Regions from separate parts of the Mus musculus genome. Here region 1 is linked to region 2. Evidence: chromatin loops called from intact Hi-C (ENCODE). Cell type or tissue: heart. All regions are shown on one strand. Region 1 overlaps Cenpp (centromere protein P). Region 2 overlaps Cenpp (centromere protein P).

What was found. Peaks named below come from ENCODE experiments on the same cell type or tissue, not always from the same donor. Only the 100,000 strongest peaks of a DNase experiment are listed, where the experiment ranks them.
Region 1: it touches region 2 in a loop (2.6-fold over the local background); 14 of 42 quality-filtered maps call a loop at or near these places.

The regions. Positions count from the first base shown.
Region 1 is chr13:49,641,116-49,649,115 of GRCm38, forward strand. It overlaps Cenpp (centromere protein P), which reads right to left. Exons shown (of 8, transcript NM_025495.3): 3 at 6,451-6,539; 4 at 111-199. Among named protein-coding and RNA genes, the nearest start is that of Cenpp, 7.6 kb to the right of the region's middle. In heart, a CTCF peak has its summit at 4,217 (motif pointing left); a DNase peak (open chromatin) is centred at 3,906.
Region 2 is chr13:49,465,220-49,473,219 of GRCm38, forward strand. It overlaps Cenpp (centromere protein P), which reads right to left. Exons shown (of 8, transcript NM_025495.3): 6 at 460-539. Among named protein-coding and RNA genes, the nearest start is that of Ecm2, 36 kb to the right of the region's middle. In heart, a CTCF peak has its summit at 3,931 (motif pointing right); DNase peaks (open chromatin) are centred at 1,692, 2,492 and 5,832.

The DNA.
Region 1 (8,000 bases), 180 kb after region 2:
GTCCACCTCCAGTTTCAGGGCATCTGACATACTCATGGCAGACATAAATGCAGGCAAATCTTCAATGCACAAAAATAAATTATTTTTTAAAAATTTGTAAAACAGCTCACCTAGATGCAAATTCACTTAATTCTGAATATTCTGTGGGCTCCATTATTATGCTGAGGTCAGTTATAATCGAAGATTTTTTCTCTTTAGTCTAAAATAAAGATAAAAAGTTTATGTTCAAGAGCAGACTATCTCTAAGACAAGAATATTTGAAAATATGCAAATCAAAAATTGACAAGAAATTATAAGATATTGGCTATTTATCAAGTAAATTAAATGATATATTCAGTACTTACTAATACCTAAATTGATTTCCAAATTCATTACTTAAATTGAATATCGACACCATAAATATCAGGAGAAATGAAATTTTATAAACTTCCAACCAAACAAATAATAGGGAAATAACTAGCAAATATAATTACATAAAAATTCAAATTATCTGTAGGGTGGTCATGGTGCATGCCATGGCTGTTCTGGAGCTCACCAGCCTGGCCTCAAACTCACAAAGATCCACCTGCCTCTGCTTCCCAGAGCTGGGATTGAAGGAGTGCATAAGCACGCCTAGTGATATTCCAGAGACAGTCTTACAACTCAAATTTTACAGACAACATAATTAAAAATTGGACAAAGGAGGGGCTGGTGAGATGGCTCAGTGGGTAAGAGCACCCGACTGCTCTTCCAAAGGTCTGGAGTTCAAATCCCAGCAACCACATGGTGGCTCACAACCATCCGTAAGGAGATCAGACTCCCTCTTCTGGAGTGTCTGAAGACAGCTACAGTGTACTTACATATAATAAATAAATAAATCTTAAAAAAAAAATTGGACAAAGGACTTGAATAGAAATTTCTCCAAAGCAATATACAAATAGTAATCTATTGATACATAACATACTATTATCATTGTCCCTTAAATAAATATATATACATATACAAATATGTATATACACATATTACAATATGGATCCTTGTCAACTTTAGCTACGCTGCCAACTTTGAAATAAGGTATCTCAGTTTGGCACTATACAGAAATTGATAGTCATATTGGTCTGAAAATGTTAAATTTAATTTTTCTCATTTGTTAATTGTCAGGGGTTAATACACTGTATTAAACATGTAAGTTCTTACCTATGTGGGTCTCATCAGACTCACAGAGGAAATGATGGACACACCATCACTACCCAGCAGTTCCATTTGACCCTAGTCATACAGCCAAACAAACCCACATAACCACTGGAAACCTTCCCACGAGTGTTTATACAGCAGTAGTCAGAACGTCCAAAAGAGAAAACAACTTCACCAACTGCAGAAATGGGCAAAAAGCAGTACATCTGCATATGGAATATTACTTCTGCCCCACCAAAGTACTAACACATGCTATTACCAAGTGAGCCTTGAAAACATGATAAATAAAAATGAAGGCAGACACAAGAAACCAAATGTCATGTGTTTCCATTTCCATGAAATATTCAAAGTAGGAAATAAATAAAAAGCAGATTAATGCTTCCTTAGGGCTGAAAAAAAGAGGAAAAAATAAAAGGTTTATCTCAATGTAGCTTTATTTTAAAAAATTATCTTAAGGAAAAAAAATAGGATATTGAAGGGTTAACAGCGTGTGTGCCCTTGCAGAGAACCTCCCTTCAGTTCTCTGCACCCTCACGATGAGTCACGGCCTCTTTCATGCCAATTCCACAGGATCCAATGCTGCCTCCTGGACGCCATGGGCACCAAGCACAGACATGGCATACACACACACAAAGTAAAGTAAATAAGTAAGTAAATAAATATAATCTTTAAAAAGAAAACATAGAAAGGCTAGGGGGAAACAAAACTCCCTCTCTCCCTCCCTGCACATGTGCGTGTGTGCGTGTGTGTTAGATTTTGGTCTTTCACTCATCAGCACAGGCAGGTCAGTTTGGGATTCAGTGCCCTAACCTGCACATCTCTTACCAAGTTGTAGTGTGTGTTTAGCCAGCATGAAGCTAACTTCTGCCCTGCCATTGGTCCTGTTAACCATGTCACTTCTGAACTGATAAATAAGGGAAATGGCCTTATAGACACCCCTGACCTTAACATCCTTGCAGTCTGAACAGGTCACTTTTTTCTATCATGTTCTTTTAATAGGAGGTCTCAGCGAATTTTTGTTAACTTAAGAACTAGGAATAGAAATACCTAAGAAAGGAGCCCCAGAATCAGGTGTGGTAGCTCATACCTGCAATGCCAGCATTCCTGAGTCCTGAAGCTGGAGGACTGGCACAAGTAAGTGACCAGCCTGGGCTACATGGTGAGTTCTAAATAAGCCTGGGCTACAGTGTGAGAGACCTTGTCTCAACCTTATCCCTATCAGTTTATCACCAAAAATATTTAGAAAGATATTAATTTTGCAAACTGTATATGCTTTTAAGACAGGAGTCAGTTTCTCATAGGCAGTGAGGGGAAAAGTCTGTGGTTAAACTGCTAGGTGGTCAAATCAGCATGGATAGATACAAAGAATTCAATCAACAGGCAGCATAATGGAAGACAGAGTTGGACCCAGCAACAGATGCAGGGTGAGCAACTTGCAATGGTAGCCAAAGTTAGTGGCAGCCAGCAGATCCAAAAAGGTTGGACACTAATAAAGAAACTTAAACATGGTCAGAAATGGGCTTCAGTGAGCAGTCACTACCATAATTGGGCAAAGAGTATGTGGTCATCATGCAGAGCCTGTTTGCTCCCCTTCTGCTTGGCCCAAGGAGAGAATACCTAGAGAATGAGCAAACTGCAACAAAATTATCTCAGTCTCTGTCCAGTTTCTGTCATAAGCCCTAGAAGCAGCCACTAGACACACAGCTTGGCACTTTCTGCCTTTCTTGAGTTCTCTAACTTTTCTATAATGTCTCATTTTTCCTTAACAAATCTGCTTTACTTTGCTTATTCCTCCTTTGTCTGCCACTTACTTTATCTAACATTGACATGACCCTTAAGAGCTTAAGACACTCCCATCTGGGTTGCACTGCCCCATCTGGGTCACATGGCAGACAAAGTCCATTGTTTTCTTTCTCTGCCTTGATTCTGGAATCTGTTTATATTAATAATCAGGTGCTGTTGAGCATTTAAAAAGTATGCACAGCTTCTAAATTAAAAAAAAAGAAAGAAAGAAAAAAAGAAGAGTTAAGACACTGTTTCAGGTTGACTTTTTGCTACTGTTGATTAGTAGTCAGTCACCTTAGTTCTTGGGTCAAGCCTTTCTGGGCTGAGAGATACCTTCTTTGCTTTCACAAATCTGCACCAACGTGAAAGACAACATATTAAGATTTCAATATTTGGGTTAAAATATTCAAATAAATGGGTTACTTTTAAAGTCTTTCATGATGAAATAATATTCTCTTCATTTAAAAAGTGCTTACTTTTTAGCACTTTTGTTTCAAGGTTAGAAGTTATATAAATACCCTTTAGCATCCTACAAACTCCCACCCATCTGACTTATACTGCAAGGACTATGGGAAGCTGATATTGTGTGCACACTTGTTCTGATGGTCTTAAAACGATTCACAAGCATTCAGTCAACTGGAGGAAATTAATTCTATGTTCCAAACACCTTTGACAAGAATTGCATCAACAGAAGAAATGACTCATACTCTCTACATAGATTTTCCCATCTTTGTTTCAAACATTCTACTAATAGAACTTAAGGGCACTGTGCCAGTTAGTATTATGTCAACTTGACAAAAGCTAAAGCCATCCAAGAGGAGGGAACCTCAATTAAGAGAATGCCTCCATATGATCCAGCTGTAGGCAGCTTTCTTAGTTATCTGTGGGGGAGGGCCCAGACTACTGTGGGCTATGCAACCCCTGGGGTAGTGGTCTTGGCTTCTATAAGAAAGCAGAATGAGCAAGCCGTGCCTAAGCCAGGAAGCAGTTACCCTCCACAGCCTTTCAATCAGCTCCTACCTCCAGGACCCTACCCTGCCTGACTTCCTTCGATGGTGAACAGTGATGTGTAAGTGTAAACCAAACTTTCCTCCTCCAACTTGCTTTTGTCATGGTGTTTTATCACTGCATTAGTAACCCTAAGTAGGACCAGCATTTTGGTTTAAAATTGTAGTAATATTTATTTTGGAAAAATAAGCATTTATAATAAGCATGTTATTTAAATCTTTTAATTTTCTGACAGCTAAATGTCTCCCTCTAGTGGAATGTTTGATTTTAGGGAAAGAATAACCAACACACTGCTGCTCTCTCTGTCTTTATTTTTTTTCCTAGCAATTTTAAATGTAAAAACATATACAACAAGCAGGGTAATGGCAACACACATCTTGAATCCCAGCCCTTGGAGGGCAGAGGCAGGCAGATTTCTGAGTTCAAGGCCAGCCTGGTCTTCAGAGCTAGTTTCAGGATAGCCAGGGCTACACAGAGAAACCCTGTCTCAAACAAACAAAACCAAAAATAAACAAAACCGTTTGTTTTAGGTTTCTTTTCTGTTGCTGTGATAAACAACATTTTCAAAAGCAACTTGTAAGAGAAAAAAAATTTACAATTTCAGGTCACAGTTCATCATGCAGGGAAGTGAGGGCAGGAACTTACCACAGAAACCATGGAGGAATGCTGCTTATTGGGCTGCTCACTGGGCTGTGCTCAGCTGTCTTTCTTATACAGTTCAGGACCATCTGCCTAGGGATGGTGCCACCCACAGTGACATCTACATCATTCAAAACAATCCCCCACAGATATGCTCCCAGGCCAGTATGACCTCAAAATTCTCTCTTCCTTCCCAGTTGATTCTAGGTTGTGTTAAGTGGACACTAAAAATTAACCAGCACAATGGTAAAACCATTTTAGAAGATATCTAAGTTTACCAATCAAATTTTTGTGTACATTTCCATTGACCTAGCAATTCTAATTTTTTAAAGATTTATTTTAAGTATATGAGTGTTTTTCCTACATGTATACCATGTACATTCAGGCAGAAGAGGACATCAATTCTTTGGAACTGTAGTTTCAGATAGTTGTGAGCTATTATGTGATGTCAGAAACTGATCCCAGTTTCAGAGTAACAAGTACTCTAAACTGCTGAGTCATCTCTTCAGTTTCTCACCTAGTAATTGTATAAAAGACTTCTAGTACCTACACAGTAAGTGTGGCAGCACACGACTGGCATCCAAATACTTAGGGGACTGAAGCAGATGGAACATAAGTTTAAGGTCAAGTTGAACAAGGTTCATAGCAAGATTTTATCCCTCTATACACAAACATATAAACTCCACTAAAGTAAAACAAAAACAGAAGATTTCATTTTATCAGAATTCTAAGTAACAAAATTTTAAAAGGCCCTTGTCCCCCTTTTTCCAACCAATAACTATAACTATTGGCAAGGACTATATATCTGATCCCTCAGGTCCTGTTAATTCCACAACTATCTGCAATTCTTTCCAACATCTTACTTGAGAGTGATTCTTTAAGAGTCATAAAATCTAAAAGGCTCAGAGAGACAATGAGTGCTCTCAACAGAGCCAAGGGAAGCCACTTTCTGCAGCACATTATTAGCAAAACCAGGCAGTCATCAAATGCCTGCATAATTTAAAAGTGAACAACAATACAGTCTCTTTGTAGTCTTCCAAAGAATGTTAACAGTTCTTCTCATATCTTTCTGTATCCCTAAAGTACATTTACGCAGAAAAACCTGTTAGCTGTGCCTAACACTTTCTTGCTCTGAATTTCAGTGGCCTATGGTAACAAAAGTATGTTAAAGTGAAGCTAAAATATTTTATTTGAATCTTAAGCAGCCCCACTAATAAGAACACAACTTTTGACATGAAAAATGTAGCAAGATTTTGCTGAAAGGACCCAGATATAGCTGTCTCTTGTGACACTATGCCAGGGACTAGCAAACACAGAAGTGGATGCTCACAGTCAGCTAATGGATGGATCACAGGGCCCCCAATGGAGGAACTAGAGAAAGCACCCAAGGAACTAAAGGGAACTGCAACCCTATAGGTGGAACAACATTATGAACTAAGCAGTACCCCGGAGCTCTTGTCTCTAGCTGCATATGTATCAAAAGATGGCCTAGTCGGCCATCACTGGAAAGAGAGGCCCATTGGACACGCAAACTTTATATGCCCCAGTACAGGGGAACGCCAGGGCCAAAAAGGGGGAGTGGGTGGGTAGGGGAGTGGGGGGGGTGGTTATGGGGGACTTTTGGTATAGCATTGGAGATGTAAATGAGCTAAATACCTAATAAAAATGCAAAAAAAGAGAAAAATGTATTTTGAATCAACAACTGTATTTTGTTCAACTTTGAAACTCCACACTGTATTTTCTTGGTCACATTGGTAATGCTGAGGGTGACACTGAAGTGAATGAAGTGGATAGGAACTGTTTCTCATAGGGAAAAAATCTGTTATCACAGCAAGCTACAGTTACCTCCATTTCCAGAACCTCAAATTCCAGTTGAAATGTCACCATGTTGCAATTTCCTGATAATCTGTGTTTCTGTAGAACTTTCTTTGTATCTATTAATTAGAAAATAAAATACTTTAAAAGAATAGTTTTCTTCAATGCTTTTTTTTAAAGGTAAAATTAGTGTTTTATTTTACTTAAACTAATCCAGCCTGCACTGGTTTATCATGGTACAGTCAAATATAAACATATTTCTACAGATATTAACATAAAAGTACTCTTGGTGGAATCTTCAATATTTTTAAGTGAATATCTACTTGTGTGTAGATGTATGAAAATATATATTAGTAATCACTTTAAAATAGCTGGAAGGGTCTTGTCACAGTAATTGGTCTTACAAAATGGGATTACTAAAAATTTATACTGTCAAGTTCTCAAGTATATCAATACTTAAGAAAAATATACACATACAAAAAATACATGCCGGGCAATGGTGGTGCACACCTTTAATCCCAGCACTTGGGAGGCAGAGGCAGGCGGATTTCTGAGTTCAAGGCCATCCTGGTCTACAGAGTGAGTTCCAGGATAGACAGGCAATACAGAGAAACCCTGTCTCGGAGGGGAAAAAAAAAAGGCATATACCATCAGACCCAGCCTTTATTTTGAATTTTTTCGTGTGTGTGTGTGTGTGTGTGTGTGTGTGCGCGCGTGCGTGCGCGCATGTGTGAGAGAGAGATATACATATGGAAATCAGAGGACAACCTGAGGAATCAGTTTTCTTCCTCCATTATATGGGTTCCAAGAAATGAACTCTGGTCATTATTATAGGCTGGGTGTTAGTGGCTTTATTTGCTGGGTCATCCATCTTGCCTATCTTTTTGAAAATTTTCAATATCATCTCAATGTTTGAATGGGACAGTCTGGTAAGATGGCTTAGTGGGATCAAAACACTTGGCACGAAGCTTAACAATCCAACTTTGATATCTGAAACCCACATAGTGAAAGGAAAGAACCAACTCCAACTCCTTCAATTTGTCCTCTCACTTTGACACAAGTACTTTAGTACATGTGGGTCAACACAAACACATACTAAATATACAAACATAATTTTAAAAAGTAGTAAAAGGGCCAAAACTACAAGATGAATCTTGAATGGAATCTTAAAAATAACATAGGTCCCTTTATTTTGTAGACAAGCAGCTCAGGCTCATATACATACTGTATTTGAATCTAAGTTTTTTTTTTCATTATAAAAGTATACAATAAATATATAGATTGCATATAAGTATAAACAAAAAACTTTACCTTACATACATTTTTTTTTTCGAGACAGGGTTTCTCTGTATAGCCCTGGCTGTCCTGGCTGTCCTGTCCTCTGAAGACCAGGCTGGCCTTGAGCTCAGAAATCCGTCTGCCTCTGCCTCCCAAGTGCTGGGATTAAGGGCGTGCACCACTACTGTCCAGAAACTTACATACTTTTAAATTTTGAACAAATTTTTTTTCATTGCAGTCATGAAGTTTACTTTTCCAGAAAATTGGGAATACACAGAAGCAGGAAGGAAAAGCAAACTACA
Region 2 (8,000 bases):
TGTTGATCCTGGGTCCTGACACACATACAGGCGTGTACAAATATGAAGCCAGGCTGAAGATGAACAGCAGAAGCCTGACAGTGGCTGTGTGGGGTACTTCCAAGGGTCTTAGGTGTAGAGGGGCATCTGTTTTGGTATTTTGGGTTCTCTCTGGACCTTTGGCTTCCTCCTGCTGTCTCTGTCATGCCAGCAGTCACACACCTCTGCCTTCTCTTGGCTGCCCAAGGTCCCTGAGGGGAAGTGTCTCTTTCTGAACCCCAGGCCAGCACTTAGATCCTCCAGCCATGGATACTGTCCTTCCTTCATGGTTATACAGCAGTCTACCTGCCCACTGTTGGTGGTTTCTCCTGTGATGCCACCCACATCTCCACTGGATACTCTTTAGTCCTCTTCAGGTAGCTTCTTAGCCTCTCTTATGGACAGTCCTGGTTCCAGGGGTATCGAGATGCACAGACTTACCCTGGCTGTCTGGTACTGCGGATCTCCATGCAGTGGGAACAGGTACCCTCCAAGAGGTATACAGTATCTGGGTATTTCTCCTGTATGTGAAAATGTTACAGTCAGATCCCTCTAGAAGTAGCATCCTGAAAGCCAAGAGAAACACTTTAGCACCTGAGATGGAAGTGTCACACATGCCATTATTGGTACGGATCCCGTCCATCCTCACAGCTCACGCAGATAAGCTTTTTGTCCTTGACATGGGCTAGCCCCCACCCAGGTGCCCAACTACAGTGGAGGTACCAGGCTCCCACTCTGATAGGGCAAAGCATGTGGTTTGTTAAGAGTCAGCTTCATGGTGAGACCTGTCCTGGATGCAGTGTTCTGTCTGTAGAGAACAGAAATGGGGTGAGTGTCACAGATAAGCAGATACGGTTTCCTCAGTATGAATGACTGCTCCGGGCATGCCTCCATGCTTGTCCACAATAGGATCTAGGAGGCTCTAGCATATCAGAACTGTCATGCATTTATATCACCATGACAGCAAAGTTTGTTTTCCAAGTATCTGATCAGAAGACAAATACAACAGATGACCACTTTTTGTCTTCGCTTGTGCAAAATAGATGATAGGCTTATAGACTAAACTACTGACTTGAGATTGACCTCACCACAAGATTTTAAGGCCTCAAGGCTGATCTTTGAAAGATCCTTCCGTGTATCTTCTCAGTGCCTTAAGACATGTTTCCCAGGGGTGGCCTAAGTCACGCAAGGACTGAGGGGCAGCTGCCCCTGAGGTAGGGCTGAGGCTGGGGGCAGAGCCTTCTGCGAGTGTAGAGACTGGCTAGATTAAAGCAGTTTGGGCTCATCGAAGAAAGTTCCAGGGGGACAAATACGTATCACTACCCTTCAGAGAATACTCCCCCTTGGAAAGCTACTGCTAACATGGGAAGCCAAGGCTGCCAGCGTCTGCATGTAGCCACCAACAAAGAACACATCCAGGCTCCAAAGCAGGGGTGGGCTGGTGTACTTTACAGATAATTACTAATTTCAGCAAAACAAGTTTTTAGAAGGAAAATGTATACCTAAGTGATTTCAGTGGAAAGTGCTGGTTGATGTTAAAACCTCAGACTCTTCTAAATTATTAACAACTGTTCGAAGAATGTAAAGGAGTGTGTGTGAACGTGGCATTTCGGCTTCCAGACTCTGCCTGGCGGCAGCACATGAGACTCAAGGGAGTACTGGGGCTTGGGCTGGCTCCAAGGCGGGGCCTGAGGCTTGGCCTCCAAGCAGGAGGGAGCTGATTTCCACTCCCTGGGCCATACTATCGAATGAGCAAAAGGAAGGCTCAAATTAGATGCTTTCACTAAAAAGTTTACTTAGTTTTTAATGACAAAGACAGAAATGCTGACACTGGGCAGAGGGCAGCCACTCAACCCCATGCTTCTGGAAAGCTAAGACTGCAAGGGCTCCCCTGCACTAAGTTAAGGTTGCTGCATTTCCAGCTTCATTCTTTGCCTGGTCACCTCAACTCCGGAACACAGTGGACAGTTAGGAAGGAACTAAAAGCTGACAGCCTGGGTGGACCCCCAAGAACAGCTATCTTCTTATTATAGATACTAATAAAGTGTTATTCTTAATGACAAGGGCATAGAAGACTGGGGGGAAGGCAGAGGAGCTCTGAAAAATAATCAGACTATGCACTGTTCTTGAAGCTGGGGATCAGCTAGGTTTAAGAGTGACAGGAAATTTGAGTTCTCACTATATTCGACTTTGATAAGGAAGTAGACTAAGCAGGCAGGAAAGAGTTAATTATGGTCCCTGACTTACAAAGTGTATTCCATGAAAACCAGTAAGAGAACAAAAGGTTCATCAGAAACTGTCCACCTGATATGGAAACATAGGTCTCATTCTTCCATCAGTCAAGCCAAAGCCCAGAGAGGGGAAACACCTCTCTCTGGCCAGGCCCTGGAAGGACAATCTTGGACATGTTCTGTCTCATGCACAGGTGTGTTCTTCATGTCACCAGGGGCTCTGGTGTAGAGAGGACAATAGAAGCCTGTGTGTCTGCAGATGTCATCAGGAAGGCTGTGTTATGGAGGTGGCTGTTAGAGAGGCCTCATGCATACTAACCAGCTGTTAGTGCCTCCACTCTAGGGCCCCAGGCTCTCCAGAACGCTGGGCCTGAGGGCCACTGAGGAAGGTTGCAGCCATGAGTTTACTCAGCTGTGTGCCACATGGTAGAATTTGCATGAGGGGGAAAAAACCCAAAAAGCAAAACCCTAAGCCCTGGTGTTTATGATAGATAAATGGATGTGTGTGTGTGCACGCTGGTCATTTGATATCCAGCCCGGCTCATATTTGACACTTAGTACTATGGCACTGGCTGATGGAGTACAGAGGGGCTGTATTTTAACAGGCAGCCTGCCTTGTACTATGCTTCAGCTACAGTGGCTCAATACCATAACATCACCTCCCCTTCAACTAAGTTCCTGCAGCAGCCAATGAACAGGGCAATCCCATGGGCAGTCCGGATGTCCGCAGATGTCAGTTTATCCTGACTTCAGAAGATTATGCCTGAACAATGGAATTTTTTTTAAACCTCATAATTCAAAGTGCACAAATACAGCATAATAAAACAACTAGAACACACAATTTTATATTTCCAAGGCAGTACAATTATACCACTTTCTAATTCCCCCATGTTTTCATTGCTTTGTAGAGAACCTCTCTGGTCTTTAAGTGTCCCCAGCACAGAATTGGCAACCATTAACATATTTTCTGTTATAGATTTCCTGTTACAGATACTTTAGACAAATAGAATCCTATAATATGAACTTTTTCTTGTATCTGTTAACTAGGTACATGGCTTGTTTTTAACCTTGTTTTTGATTTCAAGATAGGGTTTCTCTGTGTAGCCCTGGCTGTCCTAGAACTCTATGTAGACCAGGCTGGCCTTGAACTCACAGAGAGCTGGGATTAAAGTTCTCTACCACCATGCCTGGCTCCATCATTATTTAGAGACAGGGTTTCACACTAGCTCTGTCTGGCCTGGAATTAAACATTTTGTAGAGCAGGATGGCCTTGAACTCAAGAGATTGGCCTGTCTCTGCACCAAAGGTGCTGGAATTAAAGGAGTTTATTGTTAATTCAAAGTATGTGTGTGTATGTACTTATATGTACATATGTGGGTACCTCTGAGGGCAATGACACTGGACCCCTGGAGCTGAAGTTATAGGTAGTGGTAAGCCATGTGATATGAGTGCTAGGAACCAAACTTGGGTCCTCTCTAAGAGCACAGAGCACTACACATTTTTAACTGAGACTTGGTGATTCCCATTTAGCTACTAGCTATGCGTACCAGCAAGCTCCAGAGAGCCTCCTGTCCCTTTCTCGGTGCTGGGATTACAAGTATGCACTTCCATATATGCACAGCTATTTTTATTTAATATATATAGGTATTTCGCCTGTGTGTATGTCTGTGCACCACATGCACTCCTGATGACTGTAGGCCAGGAGAGGGCATCAGATTCCCTAGAATTAGAGCTGCACATGCAGATGGTGGTTAGCTGCCAGATGGGTGCCGTATGGTCAAACTCTTCCTGATTTTTCAGGGACCAATGCCAGGACAACCGGGCTTCTTTATATACAGAACCTTGGGGCTGTGGTAGTGCATGCCTTTAATCCCACACTCAGGAGGCAGAGGCAGGCAGAGCTCTGTGAGTTTGAGGCCAGCTTGGTCTACAGAGCAAGTTCCAGGACAGCTAGGACTACACAGAGAAACCCTGTCTCAGTCCTCCCTCCCCCAAAAGGAACCTCAGCCCTTGTCTCACATCACACAAAAGGTTAAACGAACAGGTGGTTCAGAGATATAATGTAAAGAGCTGAGACTGTGGACCTAGAAAGCCACAGTAGCAAACCTCTGAATCTTACATTAGTCAAAGGTTTATCAGATACAAAGTGAAAAGCAGCGACTACAGGAGAAAGATAAATTGTCTCTTTGGTACTGGTTTCTTCACAATCGAAAACTCTTAAAAGCCATTTTAAAGACACAGGGAAGCCTTATACTAAGTGACAATATTAAAAAAATACGTAAAGAACATCTATAGCTAATAGTAAGATCAACAGCTGAAGTGTTGATGCACACCTATAAGCTCAGCCTTTCTAGTCCATGGAGGTTGAGGCAGGCAGATGAAAGGTTCAATGCCAGCCTGGACTGGTCCTATTTCAAAGACGACAATTCACTTTTAAAGGACTAAGAAAGGATAAAGCCAGTCAAACAAGAATATGGCAAGGAAAGGACCATCCCTAGCTCAAGTGGGAACTTAAGGGTTCCTTGGAAAGTTGGATGGTGTTTTGCTGGGGCAAGCACATGAAAGAACGTTTCACTGAAGCAGAAAAAGGAGAAGAGGCTGTTTTGCTAGAGCAAGCATGTGAAAGGACATGTGCTGAAGGATTCTTTGCTAAGGATAGGCATGTATTGTTCCACCTTACACTGTGTAGTTGAGCTGCATTTGTTGGGGCTCCATACAGAGAAATGTATCAAGACCTTCTGGTGGTGGCTGCAGTTTGTTGCTGCTTCCTTGGACTCGGGCTGATTGGATTCTCGAGTGGAGGCAAGAGCCATGCTTAGGCAAGGCACATGGAGGACACGTGATGTTTGGAAGGTATAAATAGGACTCCATGGAGTGATGAAGAGAGAGGGCTTGACTTGTGTATAGAGCTAGCTGTATAAAGCTCATGGGTCGTTGCTGATCTTAGCTTCCCTCAGAGAGGCACAGCTGAGAACTTCTCCTGGTGTTCCTGTTGCTTCCTCCTGCTGACTTGAGCAGAGGCTGAGGCCTGGCTGTCTCTGCTAGGTCGTGTCACCGCGGTTGCTATCCTGACTAATGAACTGGACTGCTGGTATATCTGTGAATTGTTTGCCACTGCCTGCTAACCTGTGAACTAAACTGCTGATTTCCAGACAACACAACAGGAGTTGCTCCAGGGAAACTTTCTAAACAGGTCCACTTCCCCTGTATCCTTTCTTCCCCACTACCTCTGGCTGGGCTACAAGGGAAGTTTAACACATTTAAGAACCATCATTAAAGATGAGAATTGAAAGAATTAAAGTTACAACTGGTCATTAAGCAAATGCAAATTCAAACCAAAGCCAAGATAACTGATAATGGAGCTTCGATAAGAGTCCCACTCAAACCACAATGACTGCTGTGCCAGCACAGCCTCTGCCAGGGACAATGGGCTTTGGCTCTCAGCTCAGTCGTTTGTTGGCTGGACAATCACTTTTCAACTGTGAGCCTCAGCTGTTGCTTACTTGGAAATAGTTTTGAATTGACAGAAGCTGCATGTGGCTACCGAGCTGATGCTATCAAACTCCTCACCCTGCACACAGTGCCTCCCTCACAAGGACACTTCCCATATGACCAAAACTGAACTGCCCAAACCAGAACGAGTCCCCTTCCAATGACTCAGCTGCTCATACTGTCCCCTCTCTTTGGTCCCTTCAGACTCCAACACAAGCCCTGTATCACATCTTGATGAATTAGGTGCACAAGTTGGCACCTCTGGCAACTGCTATGAGCTTTGTTTCTGATGCTCTCTCTGCATCAGGGGCTGGCTCTCTACCTGTCTACCTAACAGCAGCAGCACCAGTCCCTTGCTCTCTCTGTGACATGTAGCTCATTATGATCACTACTTACCCCGAACCTCATTGTTCCCATCTGTCACAACTTGCTCCTTAGTTCTTACAGGTTCTTGCCCTGGGGGAGGGAGTGCGGGGAACAGGGAGAAACTGGTGCTAAACGTTGTGGCTCATGTTGCACACCATTGCCCTGTTGTGGAAACAACTCTCCAAGAAGCCAATAGGATTAGTAACAGACAGCCTTCTTACAGTTTTGTTACTTAGTTTATACCTCTGAGTGGAAAGAGTAAGAAAAGGCACACTGGGCCACACACTAGCAGCCACTTCTCTGCCTATCTGTGCACACAGATGCTACAAACAAACTTGTATCATCTCTGGTGCACATCTCAGGACACCTCTCCATGTTGCTGAATCACTGACTCTACTCTCTTGACCATTTCTCAAACACCAAAGTGCCTCTGCACCTTTCACCAGACTCTCAGGTCACAAAGGCACACCTGGAGAGGCAATTACAGGGTTAAAAGTGTTAACTTTAACTCGAAAACTCTAAACATCAAGAGTGGACAAGATGTAGCATCCATCTGACAGAGCTTATCTGACTCAGGGCCCAAGGCAAGGCTGGCAGGTACCATGGTCCTTTTAGTCAGTGAGGCAAGTGAATCAGGCTCACACTCCAATGGACTGTTTCAGTGAAAGGTTAGCCATTCTAGAGTAATTTGGAAAAGAGGTCGTATCATCACAATCTTCTGAACTGACAGATCCACCCCCCTCCAGCATCAGAAGTCCATTTTGGAAAATTTCAGATTAGCAGAACCACCAGAGGGAAAGCACAGCACGTACCATCTAACTCAAATGCTGACCTCTGCCCCAGACTGTCAGAATGGACAGCCAGTGTCAGCCTGTAAATCCTTTAATTATACAGAGAATGGAAGAACTGACTGTCTGTGGACTTTAAAGTTACTTTTTCTAGAACTGTCTTTTCAAGTAAACATTCCATTAAGCAATGCAAACAGAGCTGAATGAAGTAGCCTTGTTGCCAGATTACATCCTCCAAACCATATTATACTAACTTTCCTGGACTTGGTCCTGTGACCTGAGACACACACACACACACACAAAACACTGGCCCGGCCATGAAATCTGCACTAAGTCTTCTGGGTTGTAAGAACAATGGGCACAGCTCCACAATGGCTCAGGAAATGTCACACCTCATTCATCTGACTCTCGACAGGGTCCCATGTCATCAGTAGAGTAAGTTGGGTGTTGAGAGAGAGATAGAGAGCTAGCTGCTCAGGACTGTTGCTGGAACCATCCACATAACTGGGATCAGCCAAAGAGGTCATGGTAATGCTGCTTATCCAGAGGGACTTTACAAACATATGCTAAATGTTGCTCAGATAAGCCAACAATTACAACATTCTCCATTCCAAGCTCATATGGGCCATGAACCCAGGAAAGTCACAATGTCATCGCAGCACCAACGCTCATGAGCAAAATCATGAAGCTCCAGGACAGCTCCGTCCAGCCTGGGTGTGATCTGTGGTCATCTAACCCTGTGGACGGCTCAGAACCTCCTTAGGGATTGTTGCCAAACATTTTCCAAGTGCAGAGCCCAAAGGGTGGGCCCTACTCTTAATTTCCTGGTCTCCTCTCCTTTATGCACCTCCTGTCTATACAGATTTCGGAAGAACTGGGGGCGGGGGAAAGGTTGTTAAATTTGTAAGAGATATACTATATTGGAATTACATTACAACAGCATTTCTAAACCGAAGAATTGGGGACTTTTAATAAGAGACAAGAAAGCAAGCATGGATAACCAACTGGTGACACCAGGGTAAAGGAATCGGAGTGACAGCCAATCCTGTGCAAACAAGATGATAGGCTATAGGTCACATCCCATGCCTTCCTGATTTTGTATGGC